Regions from separate parts of the Homo sapiens genome. Here region 2 is linked to region 1. The links are chromatin contacts, found by Hi-C or POLR2A ChIA-PET in ENCODE. All regions are on one chromosome and are shown on one strand. Each heading gives the region's core, a stretch centred on a gene start or an enhancer-like site at or near the end of the contact. The rest is flanking DNA. Distances are from core to core; before and after follow the strand shown. Region 1 overlaps TEAD4 (TEA domain transcription factor 4). Region 2 has its middle 22 kb from the start of TSPAN9.

Region 1 (4,542 bases), core at 816-3,315:
CATGCCACTGCACTCCAGCCTGGGCAACAAAGCGAGACTCTGTCTCAAAAAAAAAAAAAAGTGGAATCAGGCCAGGCGTGATGGCTCATGTGGCTTATGCCTGTAATCCTAGCACTTTGGGAGGCCAAGGCGGGCAGATCACTCGAGGTCAGGAGTTCGAGACCAGCCTGACCAACACAGTGAAACCCGTCTCTACTAAAAATACAAAATTACAAAATTAGCTGGGTGTGGTGTGCACCTGTAATTAGCTACTCGGGAGGCTGAGCCACGAGAATTGCTTGAACCTGAGAGGTGGAGGTTGCAGTGAGCTGAGATCATGCCACTGCACTCCATCCTGGATGACAGAGTGAGACTCCATCTCAAAAAGAAAAAAATGTAATCATACATATTTCCCCTTTTATGTCTGGCTTATTTCAGTTGGCATAATGTCCTTAAGGTTCATCCATGTTGTAGCGTGTTTCAGAATTTCCCTCTTTTTTAAGGCTGGGTAATATTCCATTGTATGGAGAGACTGCATCTTGCTTATCTGTTCACCTGTGGATAGACATTTGTATTGCTTCTACTTTTTGACTACTATGACTAATACTGCAGTGAACATTGGTGTACAGGTATCTTGAGTCCCTGGTTTCAGTTCTTGTGGGATTGGAATTGCTAGCTCATGTGGTAATTTTATGTTTGAGTTTTTGAGGAACCACCAAACTGTTTTCCACAGCAGCTGTATCAGTTTACATTCCCGCCAGCAATGAACAAAGGTTCTGATTTCGCATATCCTCATCAGCGCTTGTTATTTTCCATTTTTTGGATCATAGCCATCCTAGTGGGTGTGAAGCGCTATCTCGTGGTTTTTGATTTGCATTTCCCTGATGATTAGTGTTGTGGAGCATCTTTCCATGAGGTTATTGGAATAAGACATTGCCTTCTAGTGTTGTCGTAGGGATGAGAGCACACAGTAGGTGCCAAATGCACAGCACGGGGTGAGGGGAACACGTACCTGCCCTCAAGGAACTCACAGTGTGGCGGGGGAGCATGACTAGGACAGACACCGAGGCAGGAATGGGCATGCCCTCTTGGGTGGGGAGCAGTGCAAGCTTCTTGGGGCTTCCTGGAGCTGTGGCCTTGAAGCCTGGCTGATTTCACCAGAAGCCTCAGAGCCCTCCAGGGACAATGGTAGGAACAGCTCAAATGTCAGGCCCAATTGCTGCCTTCTCAGGCTTCAGTCAGAAGTTCCTTCTCCACAAATAGCCTCCTTCTCCAGCCCCAGGTGTTTATGGCTTCAGTTGATCCCTGGATAGCTGCACCCCCAACACACACACCCTGGCCCCCGCTTCCAGGCCATTGGGGATTAGGGTGGGGCAGCAAGGATGTGCCCAGCCTCCTCTCCCTGAGCCCCAACCTACAGGGGTGCAGTGTGGCACTTGCTCACTCCACCAGAGGCCTACAGTGAACCAAAGATGTCCACGCACACTTCCACCCACTCTTGGGTGGGGAGGCTTGTGCTCTCAGCTCCTCAGTCCTTTTCAAGTTTGAAAGCTAATAGCATTCGTTATAATAGGGCTTCGTTAACAATATTAACAGTAATCGCTGACCTTGCTGGCCCTCTGCTGAGTGGTGCGTGCTTTACTTACTCCATGCCATTTAACAGTTTATGGTCTAGGGGGTGGGCTGCCATGGAGAGAGGGGACTCAGCACAGAGGAAATGAGATACAGAAATGACCTAGCCCAGGCAGGATTTTGCAGCTGGGGTAACGTTTTCAGTGGTGCTATGTGGCGGAGGTGGCCGGCAGGGTGTGTGTGAGGCTGAGTGTGGGGCTAGGAGAAAGCGGAGATTCCTCCTGGATGCTGCATCAGGAATGCTCCACCCTCAGCCTTTAGGCCAAGGCTCCTGTTTCTCCACGGGCAGCCTTCGCCCCCGGTGGGGTGGGGCCGTGGGTGTGAGCTGGGGGCTGTCGGACACATGTGCTCTGACAGATGGACAGATGGGCCCACAGTCTGGCAGGGGTGTCCTTCCCATCCCCACCCAGGCCGGCCCTGGGGTTGGCCGAGGCCACCTGCCACGTTGCAATGCGCAGCTGCCTGACTGGCCTCCTCCTTCCCCAGCCTGTGTTCTCAGCCACCAGAGGGAGAAGCCTGTGGTTATGCAGCTAGGGGCAGAGCTGGGACAAGGACAAGGACAAGCCCCTCCCACCGCCACCACCTCAGCTGGGTGCTTTACAAGTTTCTCACTGCCATGGCCCTTCTTTGCCGGCCTTCACTGTGGTTCCCACACTCTACCTGTAGGCCCACGCTCCCTACTCCCTTCCCCTCTTGCCCCTGACTCTGGGGGCCTTCTGGTGTCTACATGATCCAGGATACGCTGGCTCCCACCAGCTGTGGGTACCACTGTCCATGAGTGGTGGGCAGGACCTCAGGTCCAAGTAGTTGGATCTCCCTCCGGGACCTTACCTCATGCAGAGACTTAGGAATCGGGGGGATTGATCCAAAGGGAAGGAGCAGCATCGTCCCTTGCGGAGGAAGCTCAGCCCTGTCGGGGGAGCATATCCTGGGGGGAAATAGCCAGCATGTAATACTCTCGAAGCACTGGGGCAGCCTTGGAAAACATACCTTCTCGTGGTGCCTGGGACACTAGCAAGCCATGAGACTGTGAATAAGTCATTTCCCCTCTCTGGGCTTCCATTTCATCTTCATCAGGCTAAACAGGACCTCTAGAGTCACGTGGTCCAGCCCTGCTTCTGAGAGAAGTGACCTCCAATTCCCTGTTCATTCGGAGTGGTACCATGCAGTAGCCACAGATGGGCACTGGCACCAGACTACATGGACCCGAATCTCAGCCACATGCTTGCCTACGACCCTGAGAAGATTTCTCAACCTTGCTGTTTCCCTGTCTGTAGCGTGGATGACAGTACCACCCTCATTTAGCTGTTGTGAGGATCGAAAGGGTGAATGCAGATAAAGCTGTCACAGGATACATATCTGTATCCGCACAGATACTTGTACTGATGAGGTATGCAGCAAGTGTTCATTGTCATCAAGATTTTCACAGGAGTGACAGGCCACGGCAGCTCCCTCTGTGTGTAAAGCCTGGATTAGATGCCAGCTGGCCTGGAGGCAGGGAGATGGCTGCGTTGACCTCTAGAGCACCCCTGGTGGCAGGAAGGAAGCTGCTTGGGTCCCCTTGGCTCACACACCCACAGACACCCCACACTTCACTCCCTCACGGGGGGTTCTCAACTGCCGGCATCACCCCTGACCAGCACAACGAGGCTGGAGGGTCTGAGATGAGCCAGCAAGGGAGAGGAGGAGGAAGCTCCACAGACAGCCAGGGAAAAGCACAACTTTAACAAATACAAACCTGGAGGACAGTATGCCAAGTGAAATATACCAGACGCAGAAGGACAAATGCCGAGAGGGCTCACTTAGAGGTGGAATCTAAAACAGTGGTGCTCACAGCAGCAGAGAGTAGAATGGTGGTTACTGGAGGCTGGGGCGGGCATGACGGGGAGATGTTGGTCAAAGAATATAGTTTCAGTTAGATGGGGAAATGTTTTTGGTTTCTAGTTTTTGTTTTTCCGTTTTGTTTGTTTTAGACAAGGTCTTACTCTCCCTCCCTGGCAGAAGTGCAGTGGTGTGATCACAGCTCACTGCAGCCTCAATCTCCTGGACTCAAGTGACCCTCCTGCCTCAGCTTCCTGAGTAGTTGGGACTACAGGCATGTGCTACCACGCCTGGCTAATTTTTTATTTTTATTTTTATTATTTTTATTTATTTTGTTTGTTTATTTTTTTTTGAGACAGAGTCTCGCTCTATCGCCCAGGCTGGAGTGCAATGGTGCAATCTCGGCTCACTGCAAGCTCTGCCTCCTGGGTTCAAGCCATTCTCCTGCCTCAGCCTCCCGAGTAGCTGGGACTACAGGCGCCCGCCACCATGCCCGGCTATATTTTTTTTGTATTTTTAGTAGAGACGGGGTTTCATTGTGTTAGCCAAGATGGTCTCAATCTCCTGACCTCGTGATCCGCCTGCCTTGCCCACCCAAAGTGCTGGAATTATAGGCGTGAGCCACCGCACCCAGACTTATTTTTATTTTTTTGTAGAGATGGAGTGGGTTTCACTATGTTGCCCAGGCTGATCTTGAATTCCTGGGCTTGGGCGATCTTCCTGCCTCAGGCTCCCAAAGTGCTGGGGTTATAGGTGTGAGTCATGACGCCCAGTCAAGGAGGAATGTTTTTGGAGACCTATTGCCCAGCATGGTGACTGTAGCGAATAATAACGTATTGCATTTTTCATAAGTTGCTAAGAAAGTAAATTTCATGTTCTCATCATGAAAAATGATAAGTATTTGAAATGATGGGTATGTTAATTATTTGATTCAATCATTGCAGATTATATACGTATATCATAACATCACTTTGTACCCCATAAATACAGGTTGAGCATCCCAAATCTGAAAATTCAAAATCTGAAATACTCCAAAGTTCGAAACTTTTTGAGATGTGTGCCTCGAAGGAGATGCTCGTTGGACCGTTTTGGATTTCGGATTTTAGGATT
Region 2 (4,601 bases), core at 830-3,329, 51 kb after region 1:
TGGTGTTCTTATTATATTCCATGGAAAATGGCAAAATAAATTTTAAGATTCCAGAAAAAAAAAAAAGAAAGAAAGAAAGAAAAAGGAGTGAAGAAGAGCATGCCCCTCCCTTTTGGGAATTTCTGGAAATTGCATTTCTGCTTACCTTCATTGGCCTCACTTAGCTGCAGGAGCCCCTAGGAAATATAGTTTTTATTCTGAGTGACCATATGCCATATGGAGGAATCCTATTACTCAGGAAGTAGAGGAAACCAGGGATCTCTACGACAAATGCATTTCTCTGCCCTCATCTTAACTCTCTGTCAATAGCATTTGACCACTACTCCTGGAAACTTTTTTTTCTTTTTTAGAGATGGCCTCACTCTGTTGCCCAGGTTGGAGTGCAGTGCCGTGATCATGGCTCACTGCAGCCTTGAGCTCCTGGGCTCAAGTGATCCTCCCACCTCAGCCTTCTGAATAGCTGGGGACGCAGGCATGCGCCACCACGCCTGGCTAATTTTAAAATTTTTTGTAGAGACAGGGGTCTCACTATGTTACCCAGGCCAGTCTCAAACTCCTGGGCTCAAGAAATCCTCCTGCCTTGGCCTCCTAAAGTGCTGGGATTACAGGCCTGAGCCACTGTGCCCAGCTTCTTCTTCTTCTTTTTTTTTTTCCCAGAGACAAGATCTTGCTTGGTTGTCTGAGCTGGAGTGCAGTGGTGTGATCATAGCTCACTGCAGCCTAGAATTCCTTGCCTTAAGCAATCCTACTACCTCAGCTTCCTGAGTAGCTGGGACTACACGTGCATGCCATCGCACCCCGCTAATTTATTTCATTTTATTTTTTAGAGATGGAGGTCTCACTATGTTGCCCAGGCTGGTCTCGAACTCCTGTACTCAGGTGATCCTCCTGCCTTGTTTTCCCAAAGTGCTGGGATATGGGCATGAACCACTGTGCCCAGCCACCCTGACTACAGCACTTTTCAGTTTACAAAGCACTTTCTTTTTTGTTGTTGTTTTTGTTTGTTTTTTGTTTTTGAGATGGAGTCTCGCTCTGTCGCCCAGGCTGGAGTGCAGTGGCACGATCTCGGCTCACTGCAAGCTCCGCCTCCCGGGTTCACGCCATTCTCCTGCGTCAGCCTCCCGAGTAGCTGGGACTACAGGCGCCCGCCACCACGCCCGGCTAATTTTTTGTATTTTTAGTAGAGACGGGGTTTCACCGTGTTAGCCAGGATGGTCTCGATCTCCTGACCTCGTGATCTGCCCGCCCACCTCAGCCTCCCAAAGTGCTGGGATAACAGGTGTGAGCCACTTCGCCTGGCCCCCTACAAAGCGCTTTCAAATACAACGTCTTTCTTGCCGTTTACAGCTACACTGTGATACTGTAGACATCCTCTTCACAGATGAAGAAATAGAGGCTCAGAGAAATCACTAACTCAACGCCACTTGGTTACTAGGTTGCAGATCTTGCACTGTACTTCAACTTGGAAGTCCTGGCGCCTCCACAGTGCTCGTGAAAAGAGGTGGACAGCAGGTGACGCATGTGCAGGGTTTGCCTAAGGCCAGGTAGGAGAGTTGGAAGCTGGCCCTGAAGGCCCCAGAGAGCACCAGCATTAAGGGAGAAAGCAATCCCTTTTTGGTGCAACAATTACCCTCCTTCCCTGCCTCTCTGCCTCCCTGCCTCCCTGCCTCCCTGCCTTCCTACCTTCCTTCCTGCCTTCCTGCCTGCCTTCCTGTCTTCCTGCCTTTCCTCTCTCTCTCTCTCTTTTTTTTTCTTTTTTTTAAGACAAGATCTCATTCTGTTGCCCAGGCTGGAGTGAAGTCGCCCGATCTTGGCTCACTGCAGCCTCTGCCTCCTAGGCTCAAGCAATCCTCCCACCTCAACCTCCAGAGTAGCTGGGACCACAGGCACACGCCACCACGGCCAGCTTATTTTTCGGTATTATTTTTTTTTTGTAGAGACAGAGTTTTGCCATGTTGCCCAGGCTAGTAAAATATTTCTATAGGGGTGATGTGGGGTGCAGGAGATTGTGGAGAATAGAGGGAAGTAAACATTAGACAAGCACCACGAGAGGGAAATGTGCTTGCCAGCTGGCGCGCTAGCAATCCCATCTTAGAAGTAATCAGGGAGTAATCAGATGTTCAGACCAAGAGTCTGCTGAGTGTCTTGTGACTATATCAATGTTTTCTCAGAATCAAAGGGATCTGCTTCTCTTCACAGCCTCGCTCCCTCAGAGGCCAAGCTGAGAAGTTTTGAAGTTTGGCATGATTCTCTTATTCTGCTTTTCCTTGTCAGTAACTACTTTGCTGACTTCTTTCCAATTTCTTTCTCTAAATCCCCACCAATCCTGCACAGACCCTTTGGGGCTGGTGTCTGCCAACATTATGTTGAAGTTGCCGGGGACACACAGATTTCTGATTTTAAGCTGTTTAGGGGTTTGCACCGTCTTAACAGCAAGCAAAGGTGAGTGACTTGTACGTAACTCGCTCAAGTTGACACAGTCGGAGAGTGGAAGCTGGGACTCAAAGCCAGCCTGTGACTTCTTAGACCACACGCTGTCTCCCAGCATTAGTTCTGGAAAAGGAAGAGCCCCCAGGAAACACCATTCCGTCCATCACATCCCTGTGCCCCTTTCATCTTGACGGACCCACCCTAGCACTGGCCCTGGAGACACATGAAAGCACGCCTCAGATGCCTGCTCCTGGGAAGGCCTCGAGCCCCTCCCGGCTTATAATTGGCCCACTTGCTCTTTCTCTTCATCTGGCTGGGGCTTGGATTCCTGGCTGGAGTCCCTGGCTTTGATATTTGCTTTTGCTCTCCTGGTTTGGCAACTCATCACATTCCCCGGGTGGCCTCCATTTTCTGTTAGCCCTCTGCCCTGCTCCCTCCTCTGGGTTTGTGTCCTCCCAGGGCCTCCAGTAGGAATTCTAGGAATGCCTAGAGTCCAGACAGGCCTCATTCATCCCATAAACATGTACTAAGCACCTAGGGTGTGTTGGGCACTGTTCTGTCTGCTGGGGATGCAGCAGTGAATAAAATCAAAGTCCCTGCCCTTAAGGAGCTTATATTCTACTGGGGGGAGTCACATAACAAATGAAGAGTTGTGTCAGGCCTCCTATTCTATTTCTCCCCCTCCCAGCCATACCCAAACTACTCTTGGATCTGATCTGCGTGACAGAGGCAAGGCCACACACACACTAGATCAACAGAGGGAGTGTGAGATGCAGAAGTGAGAGGCGGCAGGTGCCCCAAAGCCTCCTGACACAAGGTCACCGCTGCTGTGTGAAAGAAAATGCTAGAGAAGGCTGGGTGCAATGGCTGACGTCTGTAATCCCAGCATTTTGGAAGGCTGAGGCAGGAGGATTGCTTAAGTCCAGGGGTTTGAGACCAGCCTGGGCAACATAACAAGACCCCTAATCTATAACAAAACAACACTACAGAGAGAGAGGGCGGACCTGGCTGAGGGAGCAGCCCCAGCCTGTGGTCACTGGGACCACGGAAGGAGCCACATGCACAGGTGCTCACTTGTGAACAGCACCTACTTTCTGGGCTTCAGAGCGTGGTCCCCGGAAGAGTGCCAGTGCGTCATCTGGGAGCCCACTGCACGTGCAAACCTCACCCCACCCACTCCAGCCCTTCCCAGTCAAAATCCTCAGGGGGTTCCTGAAGTTTGAGAAACAACAGAGCTAGACTTTTTGACCAGGTACAGATTGATCACCCCAAAGCCATGGTCAATCCATGATAACTCCTCTCCCCCATGGAGATGGAGTAGGGATATGAGTGGGATACAGAGACTTCCTTCCATGGAAAGGTATGCATTTGAGCAGCATATTCATCACCGTTTGTAAAAATTAGTGACTTTTCTCTTTACAAACAAAACACCAATAAAAATGAATGAAAGAAAATTAAATTTGAAAGAGGTGCTTCCTTTTAATTTGACTTGTAATATTTTTAACTGTCAAAATTTCAACAAATAAATCTCTTTCTATACTTTTGTGTTAGTTTATAAGCTACTAAGTCATGGTCAGTTGAGTTTTTAATGCCTGAGGGAAGCTTTTATGCGTGGAGAGGAACAAATTTATTTGTGTATTTTACTTATGTTTCCAGTTTATTGAAGGTGTACATTTTATTGTTATTTTCATTTTTATTTGTTTTACTTTGTTTTGGGGGGACAGAGTCTCGCTCTGTCACCCAAACTGGAGCACAGTGGTATAATCATGGCTCATTGCAGCCTTCAACTCCTGGTCCCATGTGATGCTCCTGCCTCAGCCTCCCAAAATGGTGGGACCACAAGCATGAGCCACTGCACCCAAAGTTGTACATTTTCAAGACTAGTTTTGTTAAGTTCAACTCATACAATTTATTACTTTGCTCATAAATCTAGTATTTTTATGTTACTTTGCTCATAAATCTAGTATTTCTATCACTTGTTCTTTGATTAATGCCTGATTAGCTTATAAATTCTCTAAACATTAAATATTACTTATAAGCTTGATTAATTAAATTAGCTTAGGCTGTTTAAACTATATTAATATTAATATTCAAACATCTAACAAGGCAGATATACAAATCTAACAAAATCTTAGACACTAAGCATGTAGCACTAATAATTTAAACACTAT

What was found. A loop is a pair of places that touch in the nucleus more often than their neighbours do. ChIA-PET counts read pairs that join two places held with the same protein, here RNA polymerase II (POLR2A). Pooled maps may share reads with other maps.
Region 2: a pooled map of posterior vena cava shows a loop between it and region 1 (6-fold over the local background). The contact joins two enhancer-like sites. A Hi-C loop is called at or near these places in 1 of 50 pooled maps. POLR2A ChIA-PET finds 5 or more read pairs at or near these places in 5 of 52 experiments (OCI-LY7, Panc1, WTC11 and 1 more).

The regions. Positions count from the first base shown.
Region 1 is chr12:3,001,731-3,006,272 of GRCh38, forward strand. All of the region lies in intron 3 of TEAD4 (TEA domain transcription factor 4), which reads left to right. Among named protein-coding and RNA genes, the nearest start is that of TEAD4, 45 kb to the left of the region's middle. RefSeq lists an enhancer at 1,633-2,514. Within about 2 kb of position 2,066, at least 4 of the 41 ENCODE cell types and tissues checked have a DNase peak (open chromatin) inside an H3K27ac peak, as active enhancers do.
Region 2 is chr12:3,053,068-3,057,668 of GRCh38, forward strand. No RefSeq gene overlaps it. Among named protein-coding and RNA genes, the nearest start is that of TSPAN9, 22 kb to the right of the region's middle. Within about 2 kb of position 2,080, at least 5 of the 41 ENCODE cell types and tissues checked have a DNase peak (open chromatin) inside an H3K27ac peak, as active enhancers do.